Regions from separate parts of the Mus musculus genome. Here region 1 is linked to region 2. A link is a loop called in an ENCODE intact Hi-C map of the cell type or tissue named here. Cell type or tissue: heart. All regions are shown on one strand. Links, peaks and the distances in the headings refer to the core of each region. The heading gives the core; the rest is flanking DNA. Region 1 has its middle 8.9 kb from the start of Gm51967. Region 2 has its middle 23 kb from the start of Gm33134.

Region 1 (2,914 bases), core at 282-2,781, 53 kb before region 2:
GCACACTGGTGTTTACCAACCCCACTGTACCCTTGGGGAAACTGAGGCTGGTGCAGGGGCTTCATATCCACCCATAGTCACACAGCTAAGCAGTGTCGATAGGTTTCCAGGGAGGCTCTGGCATTTCTCTGTTGCCCACTGGCCTCCTGTTACTGGAGTTCATGTCACCACGAGCTTTGCCACTATCTATCTCCTTCCGTAGCCTTCTGGAAAGGCCCTGAAGATTTCTCTTTCCTCCAAGGTCCTGAGTGCAGAACTGTTAGAAAGCAGGGAAAACACGGCAGAAGTACCAGCTCTGCTGAGATGGCTCAACACTGGACGGGGAAAGCTTTGCTCCCTGCATCCCTCCGCAGAACAGCCCAGAGTGGCCTGGGGCTAGGATTTGGATTGCAACCCTGGCCTCACCTGGGGACAATTTGGCCTGAGCAGCTTGAGCTAAGACTTCCAAGGTCACATCGAAGCCTGAATCCACAGGACTAGTAATCCTACTCTGGCAATGTTCCTGAGGTAAAGGCGAGGCAGGAAGCACTCACAGCCCTTCCCTGAGGCTGCTAGAACCTCCATGGTCTTGTTTCTTCCACTCTGACTCCAAGAAACACCCAGGTTTGATGGTGGTCTCTCAAATTATGTCCCAACAAATAAGGCATTGTTATATCAGGGGTTCTGCAGTCAATGAGTGAGAAACATGCCCCTAAGGAGCCTCACCCCATGTCAGCATTGGCTGGGAGAAGCTCCATTCTAAAGGCCCAGGTTTAGTTTCGCTTCACCCAGTATCGCCCATATTTGCTCACCCATAGAATGTCCTGGAAAGTTTTCTGTAGAGTAGAGGGCATGTGCAGAAAACCTGGCCTCTTCTGTTCTGCTCCCTCCAGACTGCAGCCAAGGTCTGAGGCAAACCACTGTGGTCACCGAGGGCCCCATACCTTCCTGCTACCTCTGCCTCCCACAGTGTGGTTTGCAAAGCTCCAAGCAGACAGCAGGCTCTGAATTAGCCTATTCACTGGGCAGCTTCTGCTGGCCTTTCTGTCTGAACCCCAGAAACAGAGAAAGAGGCAGCTGTGCTTGGGAGGAGCAGTGGCCTGGTGGAGGCCTGAGAGAGGGGGTCCCATCTGCCAACAGAATCAGGAGTGTGAGAAGGGACACTAGGAACCAGGTGTCTGAGAAGGCTTCTTGGAGGAGGTGGCTGAGGAGCTAGGCCTTGAGGACTTGATGGAATCGGATGGGGTCAGGGCTGGCTGCAGATAGCCTGGTCTGGTAGCCTGAGGACCATGTATGTATGTATGGGGAAAGGTAGAGAGGGCACTTAGTCTTTTCTGTGATGCAGACTCTAAGCCCGTAACTGCATAACGATGTAGTCCACTGGGGAGAGCAAATGCCTTCTAGGTAGACAGCCAGGCCTCCAGGGGGCAAGGAGGATGACACACATCCTGTCTGCTCTCAGACTCTCTGGGGTCATCTCTTTGGATCTTACACATCCCAAATAGCTCACTGTAGTATTCCTAACAGCCATGTGGCCTTTCATACTTGAAGAGGGTCTTTTGTGTGCCCTCCTTACACACCAGGGACAGCTTAACCCCTGCACACTGGAGCCTGTCCTTGACTGACATAGCTCTGGTGAAAACAAAAGGTGACATATGAGTATAGAAACTTTTCATTCTCCACTTCCTCCCCTTTTTCAATCAACAAACACTTACCAAGGGCTTGTCTGTTCCCGGCGCTATGCTAGATTCTGGGAACCCAGAATGCCTTATCTCACAGAGAACATTACAAGTGTGAGTCTCAGCAAGGCATCAGTCTTGCCATCTGCCCAATGAAGACTCCAGATGTCATGAATAAGATGCCCGTGAGGAGGAGGTTGCTGGATCATGGGGTGAAACCTTGTGTTTTCCAGTGTTCTCACTGAGGAGTGGCAAAGCACCATGGAGTCCCTGGGACAGTCCCCCTGTTGGGGTACCTCTTGGGGGCGAGAATGCACACACAGGTGTAAAAGGCTGCCAGTCAGAGGAAGAGCTGTCCACAGGCACCGTGGTACTAACCACTAGATTCTGCAGCTGCCCCAGAAAACTGCAGGGCACAGTGGAACTGAACAGGATCCAGATCATAAAGTATTGATTCAGCCATGTGGAGGGTCTGAACTGTACTGGAGTGCTCTTAGAGGAAAGGGACATAATTCAGTTTGTGTCACTAGGACACACTCTGGTGTTTTTTTTGGGGGGGGGTGGGGGGGGCGGGACCTTGTGTAGCCCAGGATGGCTCCAAACTTTTTTGTTTGTTTGTTTTTGTTTTTTTCCAAGACAGGTTTCTCTGTGTAACCATTGCTGCCCTTGAACTTGCTCTGTAGACCAGGCTGGCCTTGAACTCACAGAGGTCCTCCTGCTTCTCACTCCCAGGTGCCAGGATTAAAGGTGTACACAACACCATGGCACAGAGCCTTCAAACTTAACATGCAGCCAGGGTGCTTTGAGCTTCTGATTCTCCTGCTTCCACAACTCGGGTGTTTGGATTACAGGCATGTACTGCCATGCTCGGTTTTATGTGGTGCTGGGGAGTAAACCCAGAGCTTCGTGAGCCATCCATGCAAACTGTCTACCTTCTGATCCATGCCCCTGTAGCTAGAGTATGGAGGACAGCCAGGCAGGCATAGGCAGAATAGCAAGGATTCCTGGCTGGGGCCCAGCACAGCCGGGGACCATTTGCCTTCATGAGATGGGGACAGTCACTGATGTGGATCAAGGCTGTGGGTTATCTCCAGAACAAGTTCTCAACAGAGTCTTATGTGCTGGGTGAGGGGCCTGCATGGAGATCTCTGCCATCCTGCTCCTGTGTTATGTTGCTTTATGTTCTGGAAACAGAGAGAGAGAGAGAGAGAGAGAGAGAGAGAGAGAGAGAGAGAGAGAGAGAGAGAGGTATGTCC
Region 2 (2,914 bases), core at 109-2,608:
AACCCTTTTGTAACACATCATAACACACACACTCCACACACACACACACACACACACACACACACACACACACACACTCACACATGCACACCCTTCGTGTGGTCTGAGAGTTCAAACTGATTAAGACTAGAATAAAAGAATTTTGGATTGCCAACACGCGTACTATTAAGTAAAACCAAGACTACTCAGTAAATTGTAATCAATGAAACAAACATAGCTTATGCATTTGTTATTCTTCAATAAATTCTGACATGGTGGAAAGACACAAACAAATCCATCTATGTTTCTGACATAGCACATTCATGACCTAATGGCTTCCCTTGACTATTACTTGATGCCCTACCCACTCTGAGAGGTAAGACATGATTCAACTATATAGAAGAACCTCACTTCTGTGGGCTACAAGGCAAAGCCCCATAACCCATTGCTTGGGATCCAAGGTCTAGACTTTCCACACCTACAGCCAAAGCTCTCTGGGCTGAGATCTCATGGTTAGGATCACTCACCATGGTTACTAATAAATACACACACACACACACACACACACACACACACACACACACTTCCTATGAATTATAATGTGTGGACCCTAGCCAAGGCAGCTAGGGCACAATCCTTGACACTCAGACAACTAGGGCAGTATCCCCACTCACTACCTGTGTCCTGAGGAAAAACATCTCCAGGAAGTGAAGGAGTTCTAAGAGCCTCAGCACAGCTGCGGGGAGTGAAATGGAGAGGTGGCTGTGGTTTACTGAGGGCAGGCTATAAGCCACATTCCCAGCCTATACAATCTTGTCTAGGCTTCTCACCGTCCTCTGAGCAATGGGGTTCTCATCATTCCACAGGAGTGAAAATTGAGGCTTGGGGGCGGGGAAGTAAGTTCTCATGGCCACAGGTGGGCCCTGCTCAACGCTGACCAGTGGGGCGAACACTCAGAGACAATAGCAATGTCCAACTTGAAGAATTCACGTTTAGTGCTCCAGTCATATGGACAATTGGGCCCTCTTCCCTCACACGATGTCCAGACAAAGCCATGCTGGAGGCCACCCCAACTCTTGGTCTCCTGCCACTCATAGGGACATTCCTAATTGCCCTGGGATGGGGTGGGGGTTGGGGTGTTGATGGCAGCTTCACTTGAGTCCAGGAAATTCCACAGGACACAGCTGAAGCCTGGAGGCCACCAGATATAGGCTGTGTCAGAACAAAGGGGACTTTCCCCTGCGTTCGCAAGCCCAAGGGTCTTTCCCTCCTGGTACACAAGCAGCCCAGTGAGGTTCCTGGAGGTGGTGGGTGGACACCGGACACTGGGCAGCTCCAGAGATCTCTCTCAAGGCCAGGATCAACCTCGGAGCTGATTGTGGGAGGAGAGTTTCCCTGTGGCTGAAGAGGCAGGTCTTCCCCAGCCTCTGAGGATGAGGTCATTCTGTTTCAGGCTGGACTAAAAGAAAGATCCTCAGGCATAACAGAGTCGAGCCAGGAGAGAGCCTGCATGACTCATCCAGAGGCCAAGCACTGGGGGCTTCCGGCCCTCAGAAGATGCAGACATAGAGGCTATTGTTCCCTCTGGAAGCCCCCATGGCACAGCAAGCTCAATGGGGCCATTTGTATTTTCTCCCTAGTTCTCCATCAGACAGAGTGAGTCCTCTAGGCTGCCTGGGCCCAGGGGGAAGACTCAACATTCACCATTCTGGGGATACACCCCTCCCCAAATGGAAAATCAAGGCCTGGCTCAAGAGGCAGAAGGCTGGTTCTTAACCATGTTAAGACTCCAAGACTCAGGGACTGGGGAGAAGGCTTAGGATGTAAAGAATTTGCTGAGCAAGCATGAGGGCCTGAGATTGGATCCCCAGCACCCCTGTAAAAACTGGGTGTGGTGCCATGCCTCAGTAGTCCAACGCTGGGACTGGGTGGGAAAACAGGAGGACCCTGGAGGCTCCCTGCCTAGCCGGTCCAGCCAAAATGGACTTTGTTTCAAATTACTATGTAGAGAACACTAAAGGAAGCATCCAGTGTCAACCTCTGGCCTCCACAGGTTCATAATGCTCGCTCACGAGTGCAAAAGCATGAGCTTGCATGCACGCACGCACGCACGCGCGCACGCACACACACACACACACACACACACACACACACACACACACACAAATCTCTAAAACTCATTCATTCAATTGTCTTCTTCTTTCCAATGGCAATAATAATTTTAAAAGACAAAGCTCTTATGAGGATGATCAATCTGTGCCGGCAAGGCACAGACAGTGACCAGCTCAGGCTTTGAAGCCACGACGACTCTATACTTAGTCCTCGCTTCCCAATCTTCAGGCCACTGGAGGAAGCAGCCCACCCACTTCTCTCCTAACGTACAGGGTGTGACCAGGACTGAGGCACTCTGAACTCACTTATCACCGTCTACCCCAGAATTGGGCTCCTCCTGGAGGACACAGTACCAAGGGGACCCAGCTTAGGGTAGGAAGCACAGAGGCCAATGGTCATAGCTAAGCACAGATGTGGGCATTAGGCAAGGTGACTGAGGGGCTGCCCCAGCTTTCAGATACATTAGAGGCTTGTCGTGGGGGAGGAGGGAGAAGAAAAGACACATCTTAAAGAGATGAAAGGAGGGGTGGGGAGACAGTTCAGTGGGTAAACTGATTTTCTGAGTAAGTATGAGGAACTGAGTTAAAATTCCCAGAGTCTACAGAAAGTGAATGGTATGATGCTGTGTGCTTCTGTAGCCCCAGGGTGAGGCTGGGAAACACCAGAATTTCAGGGGCTTGCTGACCACGAACCTAGCTCCAGCCTTAGTGAGAGACTCTGTCTCAAGGAAATTCAGTGGATGCGATAGAGTAGAACACAGTATGTCTTCCTCTGGCCCATCACATGTGTACTACACACCCAAAGAATGACTAAGAAAAAAATC

What was found. Peaks named below come from ENCODE experiments on the same cell type or tissue, not always from the same donor. Only the 100,000 strongest peaks of a DNase experiment are listed, where the experiment ranks them.
Region 1: it touches region 2 in a loop (3.0-fold over the local background); 7 of 42 quality-filtered maps call a loop at or near these places.

The regions. Positions count from the first base shown.
Region 1 is chr12:8,438,567-8,441,480 of GRCm38, reverse strand. No RefSeq gene overlaps it. Among named protein-coding and RNA genes, the nearest start is that of Gm51967, 8.9 kb to the left of the region's middle. In heart, for the core only: a CTCF peak has its summit at 1,390 (motif pointing right); DNase peaks (open chromatin) are centred at 1,290 and 2,600; H3K27ac peaks cover 203 bases.
Region 2 is chr12:8,385,153-8,388,066 of GRCm38, reverse strand. No RefSeq gene overlaps it. Among named protein-coding and RNA genes, the nearest start is that of Gm33134, 23 kb to the right of the region's middle. In heart, for the core only: no CTCF peak of the experiment used is centred there; DNase peaks (open chromatin) are centred at 586 and 1,246; H3K4me3 peaks cover 328 bases; H3K27ac peaks cover 2,129 bases.